Linked DNA regions of Homo sapiens: all the other regions are linked to region 1. A link is a loop called in an ENCODE intact Hi-C map of the cell type or tissue named here. Cell type or tissue: PC-9. All regions are shown on one strand. Each heading gives the region's core, and the rest is flanking DNA. Links, peaks and the distances in the headings are about the cores only. Region 1 has its middle 9.1 kb from the start of MFSD1. Region 2 overlaps RSRC1 (arginine and serine rich coiled-coil 1). Region 3 has its middle 110 kb from the start of VEPH1.

Region 1 (5,091 bases), core at 2,592-5,091:
ACATACTGAGATATTTAGAAGTCAAAGGACATGTACATATATTAGATATATATGTATATGGAGAGAGAATAAAACAAACATGGTAAAATGTTGCCATTTCAGGTGTCTGGGTAGAGGTATGTGGGAACTCTTTTTACTAGCCTTACAACTTTTCTGTAAATCTGAAACTATATACACCACACTTTGACCTCCTAAGAGTCTTGTGCATCTTTGTATCTCAAACATCTAGAACAGGGCCAGCTTGAAAACTGCTTAATAAGTGAATCCCTTAAATCAGGAGCACGTTACACCACCTAGTGGTGTAACAAAGGAAGCTTACTGCTGTGGAAAAACCTGTTCCTGTCCACAATGAACTTGCTCATTCTAACTGTGTTGACCTATTATTAGCCAAACAAATTGCACTTATTTTATAATTATCAAGTGATGGGAAAGTGAAAGCAATTTGGGGTGTAAGTATAGGCTTTATCATCTTGGACACAAGGTCACTAGACTGACCAGCCTGGTTTCACAGGTGTGGGGGTGGTTGCAGCCTCTGGAGCAAAGTTAGCCACACAGACAGAAAAGAGAATAGGGTAACTCCTAAAAATCCAAGTTCTGGATTCAGTCTTCATGTGCATTTACTTCCTACAACTCCTGAGTGCTGTGTGAGCCAAAACATTCTCTTTATCTTCATCCTTCATATTGGAAGCCAAGATGTAAACCCCTTCAATGCCTTCTTTTGTCTCCCCGGTCTACCCCCACCCCCACCTCTCCCCACCAGCAGTGCAGGTTTCTAGTATGGGACAAGAGAGGAGTGTCTGGTTCTGCTTGGGAGCCCAGAAGCAGTGAAAAATGAGCTTGATCTTGAAGAATGAAGAAGACTGGGAGTGGGGGTTGGAGGGGCAGAGTAAGGGCATTTCAGGCAAAAACAACATCATATACAAAGGCCTTAGAAAGAGATTCTGACTCTCTCAACTTCTATATTAGCTTCATCCAACTCTACATAGAAGATGTGCAAAGACAGCCTTTGAAGTCTGGTGAAAATAACTGCGTTGATTTGGATCATGGGATTAGACGTTGGTTTACTTCCATATAGTGACTCATGAAAAATAGTTTATGCTGACTTATGTAATCACAGGAATGAAAAGTTTTTGTATTATTATGTAAATGAAGTACCAATTTTAAAAGAAAAATATGTACTCTAGGAGTCTAAGGCTGTCCTTATATTTTAGAGCCTAACTGGCAAAACTAGTGGCCAAGATAGCAGGAAAGTGTCCACTGAGAGGTCTAGGGAGTTCATGTTCTCACTCCTAAGTGACTGCTAAAAAATGTGAACACATGGCCATAGAGAGTGGAATGATAGATGGTAGAGACTCAGAAGGGTGAAGGGTTGGGAGGGTGAATGTGAGAAATTCTGTACTGAGAAATTACTTAATGGGTACAATGTACATTATTTGGGTGATGAATACCCTTAAAAGCCCTGACTTGACCACTGCATGATCTATGCATGTAACAGAATTGCACCTGTACCCTATAAATGTTTACAAATTTAAATAAATGAATAATAGATCTGAAAGAATGTTTATGTGCTTAATAAATACTGCTTTTTATTGTACACTAGCCCCCGCCTTATCCTGGGGGAACACTTTCCAAGACTCCCCAGGTAGATGCCTGAAACCATGGAGTGTACCGAACTCCTATGTAAACTATGTTTTTTTTCCTATACATACATACCTATAATAAAGTTTAATTTATATATTAAACATAGTAAGAGATTAACAATAATAACTAATAATAACATAGAACAACTGTAATGATACACTGTAAAAAGAGTTATGTGAATGTGGCCTCTCTCCCAAATATTGTATTGTACATATTTTCTTATGTTGATGCAAGATGATACACTGCCTACATGATGAGATGAAGTGAGGTGAATGATGTAGTCATTGTGACAGCAATAAGCTACCATTGACCTTCTGTACTCCTGAATCCGTTTAACCATCCCTTACTTGCAGTAAATGGCTTGATGTCACTAGTTTTAGGGGATCCCTTGCTGAAGTCTTCATGTAGCTGAATGCTTTTTGGCCTAACATTGCCATCAATCAGAACACATTTTCTCTTCATGTCTTCCACCAATAAATGTAATACCTTTTCCATTTAACTAAGCACTTGGCACACAATGGATGGCCATAATTTTTGCAGTTTGAGATGCAACAGCAAAACTAGCATGAATTTCTTTTTTCTTCTTCACAATTTCACAAAGAGAAGATTCATTCTTATCATAGATCTTAGCAACCCCAGCATACGATTTTTTTTCTTTCCTTATTAAGTCGAAGACTTTCACCTTTTCACTTAAAGGAAACACTTTATGGCTTCTTTTTCACATATCCGAATTGCCATCATCTCTACTCTTGCACTTTGGAGGCATTTTTATTAAAATAAGGATTACTTGAACACAAGCACTACGATGCTGCAACAGTTGATCTGATAACTGAGACAGCTACCAAGTGACTCACTGGCGGGGAGTGTGGAAACAGTGGATGCACTGGGCAAAGGGATGATTTCATACTGGGAAATCATGATGATACGCGGTATGGCATGTAATTTAAAACGTATGAATTATTTGCTTCTGGAATTTTCCATTTCATTCTTCTGAACTGAGGTTGACTGCAGATAACCAAAACCATGGATAAGGTAGGACTACTTTTGTACATCAAAACGCGTAGGAATCATTTACATTTATTTTTATTCAGTTCCAAGGAAATAATTTGCTGTTTTCCTCATTTGTTTATAGCAAACTTGAGTTCTGAAGGAGCAGAATAAATAATTCCCTGGAATTTCAATACAAATTAACGACTGAACAAAGATTAGACAGTAAAAAAAGTTCCTTTTATACAGACCTCCAGACAGGCACATTCTTATCATCTGTTTTGAAAACTAATTAAATAGAGATAAATGATCTACCCCCAAAGATACTAAACTGGTATGTTAGGATCAAGAGGAGAGGGACTCGCGGGTTGGGAACAAAGACAGGTACCACGCCTTGGATGAAATGTGATCCTAAAATGCCCCAAATTTCGAATGCCAATGAATACATTTATGTCCTACAGTATTCAATTTTTGATAAATGTATGCCTCTATGTTTTGTTTGTTCATGCATTCTTCTCTTAATCTGTTTCTATTTTCTTTCTCTTTGTGTATGTATCCAACTATGTATTCATCCATACGTCTACCTATCTATACATTTATTTGTCTTCAATTGTAAAAACATACTCGCTGTATTTTTCCTTCCTCACAAGAAGTGAAGGGAGTCAGGAAAGAACAGGTGATAGTATATTCTTCTAATTGAAAAAAATGTTAAAGGATCCCTCTAGCTTGGTACAAGAAAAAATATATAGAAATTAAGCAGTAAAAAATAATGTGCAGCTGGGCTCTGTGCCTCACACCTGCAATCCCAGCACTTTGGGAGGCTGAGGCAGGTGGATCACCTGAAGTCAAGAGTTTGAGACTAGCCTGGCCAACATGGTGAAACTCCATTTCTACTAAAAAAATACAAAATTAGCCAGGTGTGGTGGTGCATGCCTGTAATCCCAGCTACTTGGGTTGCTGAGGCAGGAGAATCTCTTGAACCCAGGAGGCAGAGGCTGCAGTGAGCTGAGATTGCACCATTGCACTCCAGCCCGGGCAACAAGAGTGAAAATCCATCTCAAATAAATAAATAAATAAATAATAAAAAATAATGTGCACATACTTGTGAATTACATATTGAGAAGGAGAAAGACAAAAGATGAGAACATATTTTATGAAAAAATTAACTAACCTGTTGAAGGAATTGCTATGTGAAGTATATATGAGCACTTCCCTTGCAGGTTATGAATTTACTGTCTCGGGTCCGAGTTCATTCTTTTCAGACTGTTTAAAATATTTTTCCTTTGCCAGCTGGCATGATGTTCAGCTTTGTCAGTAGATGGCGTCAGAGAGACATCTCAGGAAAAAACGGTTTTTCCTCCAGTTACGCAGCACACGTGGCTTCTTCTGTGCCAGTCTACTGTTTTTTGCTTTCTGTTTTTTTAATGGAAATTTTTACGAGCCCCTACATCTTAATAGAATAAATAAATGCAACAAAGATAACTTTGAAATTCAAAGTGAGAAGAGGAAAGAGAACAAGATAAGAAAAATAAAAAATAAAAATAAGCCCACTGGGATAAAAGCAATGGTAAGGGAAACGTGAGCATTACTCTACAGAAGCAGGACAAATTTTACAATTTGGAAAGTAGTAGGGTTTTCCCACACGATACCAACTCAGCCTTTCAGGCCAATGAGGGACTACTGAAAATAAGGCAGAAATGTAAATCAACACACACCCATGTGAACAGATCAGTGTGAAATCTTGGAGTGAATGAAATTACCAGACTCAAGCATGACTTGTCTGTGAATATTGCAAGATGGCAGAGTCCGTGTCTGGTTCAATTCATATACCTTAAACCCAAACACATGTATTTATTATCTGCTTTGGGTCTCTTATCTATCCATCTATGTATATACACATCAGATAAGTGACCTGACCCCCGAGTCCCCAAATAGACTACATTAATATGTAGGAACGGCTGGCATGTGGAAGCCAAAGATAGATGTTGTACCTGGCTCAAAATACCTTCCCCACCCACCTCTACCATTCCTGATTCACCTGAAATTTCTAGTACTAAAAACTTAAATGATGACTGGATTAGGTCAAAAAACAGCACTGATATGGATGTCAGCTGTTAAAAGTTATCTCTCTGTCTGCCCAACAATATGTCCTGAGAATTTCACCATATCAGTTCATACAGGTTTTCCTTGTTCTCTTTCTTACACCTGCATGGTACTGCATTGTGTGTATGTATTAATACTATAGTTTCTTCAACCACCCTTCTATATTTGTGTATTTAGTAGGTTACCAATATTTTGTGATTGCCAATTCATGTTGCAATAAGCAATCTTGTAAATATATATTTTTATGTTGGTGGAAGTGTGTCTTCAGGCTAAAGTGGAATTGCTGAACCAAAGGATAAATGCATATATGGTTTTGTTAGGTATTGCCAAATTTCCTTTTAAAGGGTTGTAGCATTTCAC
Region 2 (5,418 bases), core at 1,352-3,851, 250 kb after region 1:
ATTGTATGGATCTACCACATTTTATTTATCCATTCATCAGTTGATGAACTCAAAGGTTGTCTCGGAGCTACTTAAAATATTAAAATATATATATAAAAGTTTGAAAAAAAGGTACGATGTATCTTTGGCAAAAAATAAAACTCTAGGATTTCTTATACCATCATGCAAACCATAGACTCCCAATTTATTCCACCTTTACTGAGTATTCACCAGGTGCGATACACTGTACCAAGTGCTGGGGATACAACTAATAAATCATTGTTTCTGCCTTGAAGGAGCCAGCAGAGTAGTGCTTACTTAGTTACATTTCAGTAGCTTCTTCCCTAAGAAAGAAGGCCAAGGAGTGACTGATTAGCAGTAAGGTTACAGGGATAATATGAAATGGATTAGATCAGAAGCTGAAATTAAAAAGTAAAATTAAAAAAAAACAAGATGAATAGGAGATTGTTATGTAGCCTTTTTTATACCCATTTGTTCCACACCTATTGTTTTTCAATTTCCATTTATTTTAACTTATCTATAATTCTGAACATTTCACTTCTCTGAACAAAGCCAAAAACAGATGTCACTAAGAAAAATATACAGAGGATAAAATATGCATGAATTAAACTGTTCTTAGGTTAATTTGTTTTAGAGTTGGAGATCCATTTATTTAACCAGTATTTATTGAGCACTACTAATTGCTAAGCACTGGGTACACAGGCAGAATCAAATAGATATGGTTCCTGTCCCAAGTGGCAATTATATGTTGCTAATGGAGTTGACAGATTATAAACAAATAAATTCCAAAATAATGCATAATCACAAATTGTAGTATGTGCTATAAAGGACTATACAAGGTGCTGACAAAGAATGATGGGGATCAGGAAGGGAAAAACATCTACTTTAGATTGGGTGGCTAGAGATGGCTTCTCTAGGAGGTGAAATTTAAGCCCTGAAGACTTAGAAGGAGCCAGGCAGGTGAAAAGGAAGAATGGTTCTCTGGCCAGAGGGAAAAGACAAAGATCCTGAGAGAGAAGGGCTTGGTGTCTTTGAAGATCAGAAAAAAGGCCAGAGGGGCTGGTGTATAGTGAGCAAAAAGACAGTGAGACACTGCAGGCCAGAACTTGGGGTATTTCTTCCTTAACACAGCCACATCACCACTCTGCATGGGTATCACTTCCCAGCACCACAGCAGGAAAGTGCCCTCATACAGAAAGCTGGGTAACTGTGGGGCTCACCTTTTATTTCCCTTCTCCAAAGGATCACCCTCCTGAGCTGCCTATTGTTACATTCCTGAAAACAATGTCTTACACATCTTGTCAAGTTCTATAGCTGTTTATGGTGGGAGGGCAAATTTGGTACCAGTTATTCTGTAATGGTCAGATGGTCAGTAAAGTCTAATTATTCTTGAAAAATATTGTTTTGGCTGCTGAATGGGTCCTGGACTAGATAAATGCAAAAGGAAAATCAGGAAGAACAACCAGAGGGCTACTATAAAAGTTAAAGAATGAGATGATGATGTGGATTTAAATGGTGGCTGTGGATTGTGAAGAGGAGACAAGTTATGAGCTATTTTGGGGATGATGATATCAAGATCCACTTTTTTTTTTTAAGGCATGTGTTTTATTCAATTAAAATACTCTAATTTTTATTCTAATGGAAGCTGATCAGCATTCATAGGACAGATTTATTCCCTCATGGACAAAAGGGGTAGATATCTGAGGGATAGATATCTGGGCAGTCATGTATGTTTAGGAATTCTTACAAAGTAAGAGAAATCTATAAATTATTTTCAAATGTTAAGATGCTTATGACTACTAAATCTAACAATGATGCCAGTGTTAATGATAATATTAACTTTTATAGACATTTAAATAAATATTTATTCAATTTGTTTTGGCAGCTTTATTCTCATATTTTGGTGTCAGCAATTTTTTTTGCCAAGTCTCAAACATTTGTATGTCTCCAACACACTGTGCCTAGATGGTTTGTGGCCCTAAGTGATATTATACTGACCCTTTACACAACTGAGAACATTTAAAAAGCCCAATATTCTGCACAAGTGCAAGTGGGAAATACGCTAATCCAAGAGGTTCAAGACATTGATTTTTGGTAGTCTATACTGCCTTACGGGGACTGTAAGAGCATATCATTCTGCGTATCTTAGCCATGGCATGATAGGGCTTAGCTAGGAGACACTTTTCATGTTAAACTGCCTTAAAAATATGTGCAGTGCTATTATTCTAGTTATCAAAGATGTGGATACCACCTCTTCAGGTAGCAGAGATAAGATTCTACCATATAAACCAAGCAATCTCATCTTGTTTTTACGTACACAGTACATTAAGATTTCTTTGAGAAGTACTTACACATAATAGAAGGTGAAGCTCTCAGAGGTTAGATCAGAGCATGGAAGTTATTGTTTAATAACGGGCAATTAAAAATTTGTAGAGAGAACCACTAATTGCTTCTTTATTTAAGTGAGAAAAACTGTAAGATAAAATTTTCCCTTGACTATAAAACAAAACCTCAAAATGGCTACTATGAAATATATGGCTTTGAGTAGCGCTGCCACCTGGTGGTTTAGTTTGTAAAAATTAGTACTAAAATCTACTTCCAAGTAGGCCAAAAGACCATGCTGCATAGGGGTATTTACCCTTCTTTTGAACACAGGTGGGTATCTGCCAGATACAACAACATTAGGGTTGAATAACTCATACTAAGTTTGAAAACAAGCTGCATCTTGGTTCCTCAATGATATATCAGGGACTATCAGATTCTCTATTTACTCAGACAAAAGAAATACGATTTCAGAGAGTAAAACTAGTTAAATCAATATGTGTTGCAGGAGACACAATGTCTAGCATGTCACTGGTAATAGCCACTTTTCTGGTAAAAGCTCCCTAGCTTAATTAGTGGAATTAACACAGCTAAACAAATACGGTACCAACTGAAGGGGTGGCCAGCATACAAAAGCCTTTTTTTAGGGATACAAACTTTATATCAAAGTGTATAAAACTGTCCAGGAGAAAAATATGTTGAAACTAGGATCATGGGTAACTCAGTCCTCAAGAGAGTTAAATCCTTGCTATGCATTAGGGATAGTCCATCATATCCTTCCATGATCTGGATAAAAGGGTCCACAAGATAATTTACCTCCTTTTGCTAAGTAATCTCCTCATTAATAATTCAGCTTCTTGGGCATCCTGAATCCTTGCCTTATATTGCAGATATAGATATTTTAGAATCTAGGAAGGGATATCACTTTCTAAAGTAATAAACTGTCCCTTTGTTCTATATTTCAGTCAAGTGTGAATTTATTCATTGTTAGACTATCACTGATCTTCTGATCATTTTGAAGTGTAGTGACTAATAAAAGTCCAGTAAGACTTCAGACTACTGTATATTCACCAAGATAAATGCCACCTTATGAAGCTTTATAGCATATTCTCCTGTTAGCACCACTTCCTACCTTTCAATGCATGCTTTCTTGGAGGCGTTGACTTGAAAATAAGTTTAAAGGGAAAAATTAACAATTAGTACCAAGTGAGAAAGAGTTGTTTAGTAGAAAACCCAGTGTATTGACTGTGGAAGAATAAGCATTTCTACAGAATGAAAATGCTAGTTTATCATAAGAGAGTCCAATAAAAACTGGGATGTCAGGGTAAACTTCACAAACAAATATTAGGAAAGCAAGTTTTAAAATAAATCATAGTAATTCCATTAGGATATATGAATGGCCTGATAATATGTAAGAATAAGATTAAATAAAATGGGCAACTACATTTATGAATGTCTATTTCACAGCCCCATTTTTTTAGGAGTTGTGGTGGCAAACTATCAAAAGTTCAAAGGAAATCAACAAAATGGCAACGCAAGGACCACAGATTATCCAGGGCTATCTGGTCCTATGCCTAACATGTAGTATATGCTCAATATATCTCTCCTGAATAAATTATTTTAAAAAGTATATGGTAATTGAAAAGACTTTAATCTCACTAATAACAAAAGAAGTGCTAATGGAAACAGGCCAATTTTTACCTATTAGGTCAGTAAACATGAGAAACCCGATAGGATTTGGTGTTAACCAAGATATCTGTGGGAGGCAGATATCTCTTTGAACTTTTGGGTGGAATTTGAATTGGTAGAATATTTTCAGAGGGTGACTTGGAAACATGTATTAAAACAATGTTAGCCTTTAACAAGTAATTCCATCTTAAAATTTTATTTTAAAAAGATAATAAACATGTACTTAAAATCTCTGAAGTTAAAACTACTTATTTGATAACAGAGGAAAAATAACCATCAGGAGACATCAACAGGATATTATACAGCCATTAATACAATTTATGGATGTAGAATATTTTAGAGTGTTAATTATAACCATATTTTCATTATATGAATGTTATTAAAGAATACATGTATTTCCTAGAATGCCTTTTCCTACTATAGAAACCTAATTCCTAAAAGCAGTCCTACTAATGAATGAAAGAATAAAATATTCAATGGAAGTAAAATGTCAATCAAAGCTCCTTTACCACAGCCAAATAAGTGATAATCATCTGGGCAAAGAATGAAGATATATGTGACAATATGGGTATTAGTTTTTATTATTAAAGCCCTTTTCTAACTTTTCTCTAGCAATGTCAATTCAAAAAGTAGATGTACACATTTGAAAAGAAAACCATGTATGTTAAGAAATGTGCATTACTGTTATAGAACTATCTTGTTGACATATTACTTAGTATTCTTGGTGAATTTAAAAATAAAAATGACATCTGACACATTTTATAGCATTTTTTATACAAATTAAACTTGTATTAAAGTGACTGAGTCTCCCTGATTTGTTTTCTCTCTCTCAGCAACATGGCTGACACTCTCTTGCTTCACTTCATCTATTAGAAGAAACACATTTAAGTAAAATCCATTAATAAAGCATCTCTTCAGGTAGAATCCAAAGGTTTACTCATAATGGGTGGATAAAAACTTACCTTTTTGACTTCTTTACTTGATCTGAATGTCTGCTGAACAAAAGAATCACTTTCAATAGCTTCAATTTCTTTTACTCTTTTTACTTGTTCTACCAGGGTGGCTTGGTCTGAAAAAGAGGGTATAATGTCAGCGTATTTTGGTGTAAGCATGTTAATAACACTACACCTAAGCAATGTTCTTTCTATGAAGAAATTTAATTGGATAAAAAGACATTATAAATTAAGCTATAACAAGAAACTCTTTTGTTCTGAGATCCACAAATATAACATTCCTATGAACTAAGACTTATACTCAAAACCTAAAACACTGCTAAGAAGGCACTGCCTTAATGATCTCAGCTAATCTGGTGGGAGGACTTTTTCTTAAACTTTAGCATTTTATCATGGAAATACATATAAAAGGAATAAGGGCACAGTGAATCCACCTGTACTCAATGCTCAGCTT
Region 3 (5,418 bases), core at 1,081-3,580, 1.2 Mb after region 1:
TTTTCTAACACCAAACAGCTAATATCTGTTTTGAATTAATATAGTATACTAATGTTTAGCTCTCCTTTTACCAAGGTTAATTGTTAATTATTCCAAGGCAATTATTTATGTGCTTGAAAGCGGGTTTGCTGAGCCTGGGTCCTCAGTGTTGTGTTTTAGGATTTGTAAGAGGCAAATACGCTTGCATAAAGGCAAATTAATTATTTAGAGACGAAAGCCTTCATGAATGCAGTGGGCCATTACAAGAATTAGACTTCTCAAAAGGAGGCTAGTAGCAGCACTCCTCCTCTCCAAATAATCAGAATTATATGTCTGGCCTGAAAATATGCACAAGAATGCATATACACCCACAAATACTTGTGTGGGCTTGCTGCTTCCCTCTCTGCCCCATCCCTTTTTATTATTTTAGCCAAAAGACTCAGAAACAGATCACTTACAGAATTTTAGAGCAAATAATCCACTTGGTCATTCCACCAGGCTCCAAAAGATAGACCTTTGAACAACGACAGCTGGAAAATCCTGAGGCATCGGACACACTAATAGAGGATTCTCCTCCTGTTTTCAGGAGTCTTTGAAAACCGAAAGGCATAGTCCACAGCACAACATGTGACAAGACATTTATTTTCATCTATTTGCTGTAAGCCGTTGAAAACTAGAAATATCAAATTAGATCAAATGTTTTAAAATAGGTTAAAATCGATCCTTTCCTTGCATTTTGGGTTCTGCCCAAATAGTCCTCAGATTGGAGCCTCTGCAGCATGAATATATATTTCATCATAAGAGCAAAAGCAAAGCCCCTAATGGTGATAATTACTGTCACCAAAATAGAAGGCTAATTGTCAGAGGAGTTCTTTCCTCTCCATGCGATGAAGGGCTAGGCAGGAATGCCTGGCGTCTTTGGGCAGAGACATTTTTTCCTTTCAGTTTTTTCAGGACGTTTAAAAATTATTTCATCTATAGACACAGAGTAATCGGATAAAAATCCAGTGAGAATTTTGTCAGACAAAGGCTTTATTAGGTGTTTTGTTTTGTTTGGTCCCCGCCAACCCTCTTTGAGGAATAGAAAATGTGGAAACCACAAGGCACACAGCCCTTGCGACTTTGGCCTGGACTGCTGGTGTTTATTCTTTTATTTTTAGGACTCTCATCCAAGGGTAAGCAGCACCTTTCTTAAAGAAACTCCAGACCCTTGACTGCCTTTCTCTTATCATTAATCCTCACAACTTCCCGGAGAAGCTGGGAAGAGACAGCGCTCTGCATCCTCCTTTATAGATGGAGAAGCTGAGGTTTGGGAAGGTTAAATGACTTGCCCAAGGTTATTTAGCAAATTAGGAGAGTCCACTTGGGAATGGAGCTTTGGGTTCTTAGGTTCTGGGGCTGCAGCCAGGAAACCCCAGCCACAAAGAATCTCTTTTGTGCTTGATTTTGTTCACGTGCCTATTTATATAGAAAGAAAATAAGTAAATGTTTCAGTTCTTCTGCCCTCTCCCTTTATGCCACACCAATACACACACACGCACACACATGCGCGCATATGCACACACACACACATATGCATGCACACATGCACATACACACCATTAGCCATGGGGGAAAGAGATAGCCCTAAATTAGAACTTCCAAATAAACTCACTGATTTGCTGCAATGATCTCAATGTATTCTATTGTTTTAGACCCTATTGCATGAAGGTGTCACTCCTACATCCTGTCCTCACTCTGAGAACTGGGCTCATATATCTCATTATAGCCATATTTAAAGAGTTGGTAAAAGAACAACCACTCCATTGATATGGAATTTCTTTAAAAAAAAACTTTAAAGAGGATTTACTGCTGTTATCATAGCGGAGAATAAAGATGGTGTGTAATTCATGGAGAAGAAAAAAATTTCCTACAAATCAAGGTGCTCTTGCAGGCTGCACTGGATTCGCATTCAGGAATGAGACTTGATGATGTGAAGCCCTTGTGCTCAGGAGTGAGTAGTGTCAAGGCAGGGGGAAGAAAGAGACCACATCTTAAGGAACACATTTTTCTACTCAGTTACAGGGCTGGGAATACAATAATGACATGCTCAAAGTTTTAAAGGTGAACTCACACAGAAACACCGACTGTGGGGAGAAGTGACCTGTCCTGAGGAAAGAGGGAGAGGAATATCAAAGTCTGGTAGAAAAGAAAAGAATACCATCTTCAGGGCAAGTAGTACCTTCTCGCTTGTGTAGATGCAGGTTTGTAAGTACAATAGATCCTTTGGTAAAATGTTTGCACCGAAGAGGCTGAGTTATTTTATTTTTGAATTGCAAGTTCTCCATCTAGTGGTCAGTTTCTAGAACAACAAGTTCATGGTGTTACTGATGTCATCCTTTGGATGCAAATTACTTAGTTCGCCTTTTTTTTTTTTTTTTTTTAATGACTAATGCCTGCATCAATCATAGCAAGCTATTGAGCATATAACTTCCGGCAGGCACAGTTGGCAGTGGTTTTCAAGAACTAAAAGTATTTGTATATTGGCAATTTAAATCACAGCATTTTCCATTGCTGAGAACAACTTCCCTGACTTATTATTTAAAATTTAATTACCTTGACATTGTTTCTGAGGTGAAAAAATAGTCCATAAGAAAATTTATGAAAATGTATGCTTAAATTCAACATGTATTCTTCAACAGGAGAAAATGAAAGGGAGTCAGGCGTTCATTGGGTATTTGGTCACTAAACAAAATGTCTATGAACTGTTTTTAAGTTTAATATTCTTGATGGAGCTTGCTGGGCAAGGAAAGATAAGGAGTCTGCTGACCTCTAAAGAAACAAGGGGATCTGATGTGGCTACATTGTCCACTGCAGTGGTCTCCAAGTGTGAGAATTATACTACTGATTGTATTGGAGAAAAATTCTTCTCACTGATGACATTAGATAGCATTGGAATCAGGTCCAGAATCAGTTTCAGTTTTGTCCTCTTAGGTCTTTAACATCCCTGAAACCTGCCAATCATCCTTTCTAATAAAAGAGAACGGATTTCCAGCATGTTTTCTTTGCCCAGGCAACAATATACAGTTAAAATTTCATTTACTATTTTGCATTGTCTTTAGTTAATAACTTCCTATTAATGGCAAGTGATACCGCCTTTTCATAAAGTCATGATATAAAATTTCCCTTTAAGATAAATTTATTGAAATAAAAATATGAGTCAATTTGAAGAAAAAACATTGAATTGTATAGAAAGCATATGGACACGGGAACATCTCACGGATGCAGGCCAATAGCAACATGAGCTGAAAAAGATTCTACTCTGGGAACTCAGGGTCTGTTCACTGCTCTGGATCTGCCACTCACCCTCTGTAATTACCTGCGTGTGTTACTTAAATCTCTTTCGACCTCCATTTTCCTCATCCATGGAGTGTGGCTTCTTAAAGCAACTTTTAAAGTGGAATTATTCTTTGCCTGAATTCAGAAGATGGGCATGGAGATAAGGAAGCAAATAGAACATCCTAAAGCAATCTTCGCCAAAGAATGAGTGGGACACATGGAAGACCCAAGGACACACAGAGGTGGTGAATTATGTCCAGCCTCCGACCTGTACTTACCTACAAGCCCCAAATTATAGTCATGGTCTCCAAAATTCTAGCTCATGCATACTAAAGACCCATTAAATCAAAGAAGTATCAAAATATATCATTTCTTATTATGGGATATCAGAAACAGAGTAGAATCCTGCTTCTTAAAGCCGTGCAAAGGACAACCCAGTGGGCATACAATGTGGCTTTGGCCCCCCTGAAGGCAGGCTTCTCCTGAAGCAGAAGAAACACTTGCTGGGGAAAGCTGGGCCTGAGGGGGCCCAGGGGCTGAGGCCTTCATAGCAGAGAAGCACCACATATGCATAGAGCAGTGTCCACGTGGGTTCACATGGACTGCGGGAGCCTGAGATGAAACTCCACCTTCTTCTTCACTGAGCCCCAGCCTGGGCCTCATGCCCATGGTCTGTGTATGCTGTCTCATCCAGCCCTGACACCAACCCTGAAATACAGGTATGTTACCCAGTGTTAACACAGGTGCAAACTGAGGCTCAGAACGAGTGAGTTCCTTGCCAGAGGGCACTTGACTTATAAGTGGCAACACCAAGCTTGAGCCTGGGTCTCTGTGATCTTGGAAATGCAGATTCCACTGCCAGCTGGGACAGGAAGCCTGGGCTCCACATGGGAAGCCATGACCCCCTGTACCCCCCACCATAGACAAAAGCACTGGGGCACAGAGAGATTGGCTTTTCCCCTCTCTGGGGTATGATTGGTGAAGTTAATCAGCCCTGAGTCTCTAGTGTTCATTCTGTGACACAGCACACACACACACACACACACACACGCATGCACGCATGCACATATACACCAAAGTTACCAGTTCCAAACCTTTTGTTTTATTCCTCTTAACCCTCCCCTACCCATTCACTCCCATAAGAACTATGGCCAATCCTGTCCAGGCTTGAAGAACTGGAGCCATTCAGTGATACGCTGCCCTGGGTCACAGATGGCCACATGGAGTGACTGCCCCCATCCCAAAGAAGAAGAAAGGATTCCCCCCGCCTTCCTCCCTGTCTCCATCAGGAACCTACATGATGCTTCCTTCTCCTGTGGCAGACGACTCTCCTCTGTCCACCCTAGAATTGATCTATGAAATATAAAACTAAGTCACCAAATGAGAGAATAGCCAATTGCCAGAAAACACAATAAGCAGCTGAATTCTTGTGCTCTTCTGAAATGACCCCAATATACTCAGTAGGTACCATGTGTCAGGCACTGCAGTAGGCAGGGGGTGGGAAAGAAGAGGCCTAGGGCCCCACTCATGCTCCCTTAGAAGGAAAGATGCAAAGTGGTATGACTTACTACAATCCATGGTGGAGTGAAGCGTCATGTCACCTCTTTGTGCATTGGTTGTTTCTTTTCCATTGTCAAATGGAGATAATAACACCACCTATGTTGTAGGGTTGTTTTGAGGAAAAGACCCATACACTTAACATGTGGCCTGGTACATAATAATACATGCTATGCACCAACATCCTTCTCCTCATCATCACCATTGAGATAATGACCGTGTTAGACTTTGGGTGACATTAGGGGTAAGCTTTGATGGCTGGAATTGGGCAGATAGAGAGGTTTGTAGCAAGAGCAGTGTGGTGCTCTGGGTGAGGGAATTATTCTGAAATAAAGTCAATGGGTGGAAAAGCTGAAAGAGAGAGGTTGAGTTTAGGGAACTCTTAGAAATGTGGCTTGGCAGGAAAGCAGGCCTGTGAAGGGAGCGGTGAGCCAGTGTGATGAAGGACCTGCAACTCTGAGGTGAGGAGTTTGAATGGATAAGCAGTGGAGACCCACCAAAGACATCTATTGATTAGGGTAAGATAAGGAGATAGGTATTTCCTCTGAGTAAAGTAAACATAGA

Evidence for each region. Hi-C counts contacts between places; a loop is a spot of excess contacts. Peaks named below come from ENCODE experiments on the same cell type or tissue, not always from the same donor. Only the 100,000 strongest peaks of a DNase experiment are listed, where the experiment ranks them.
Region 2: it touches region 1 in a loop (21-fold over the local background); 37 of 110 quality-filtered maps call a loop at or near these places.
Region 3: it touches region 1 in a loop (8-fold over the local background); 13 of 110 quality-filtered maps call a loop at or near these places.

What each region holds. Positions count from the first base shown.
Region 1 is chr3:158,790,362-158,795,452 of GRCh38, reverse strand. No RefSeq gene overlaps it. Among named protein-coding and RNA genes, the nearest start is that of MFSD1, 9.1 kb to the left of the region's middle. In PC-9, for the core only: CTCF peaks have their summits at 3,724 and 3,929 (motif pointing right); a DNase peak (open chromatin) is centred at 3,932; H3K4me3 peaks cover 876 bases; H3K27ac peaks cover 546 bases.
Region 2 is chr3:158,536,754-158,542,171 of GRCh38, reverse strand. It overlaps RSRC1 (arginine and serine rich coiled-coil 1), which reads right to left. Exons shown (of 10, transcript NM_001271838.2): 8 at 4,974-5,080. Among named protein-coding and RNA genes, the nearest start is that of UC.134, 13 kb to the right of the region's middle. In PC-9, for the core only: CTCF peaks have their summits at 2,363 and 2,567 (motif pointing left); no DNase peak of the experiment used is centred there.
Region 3 is chr3:157,615,213-157,620,630 of GRCh38, reverse strand. No RefSeq gene overlaps it. Among named protein-coding and RNA genes, the nearest start is that of VEPH1, 110 kb to the right of the region's middle. In PC-9, for the core only: CTCF peaks have their summits at 2,113 and 2,318 (motif pointing left); a DNase peak (open chromatin) is centred at 2,390.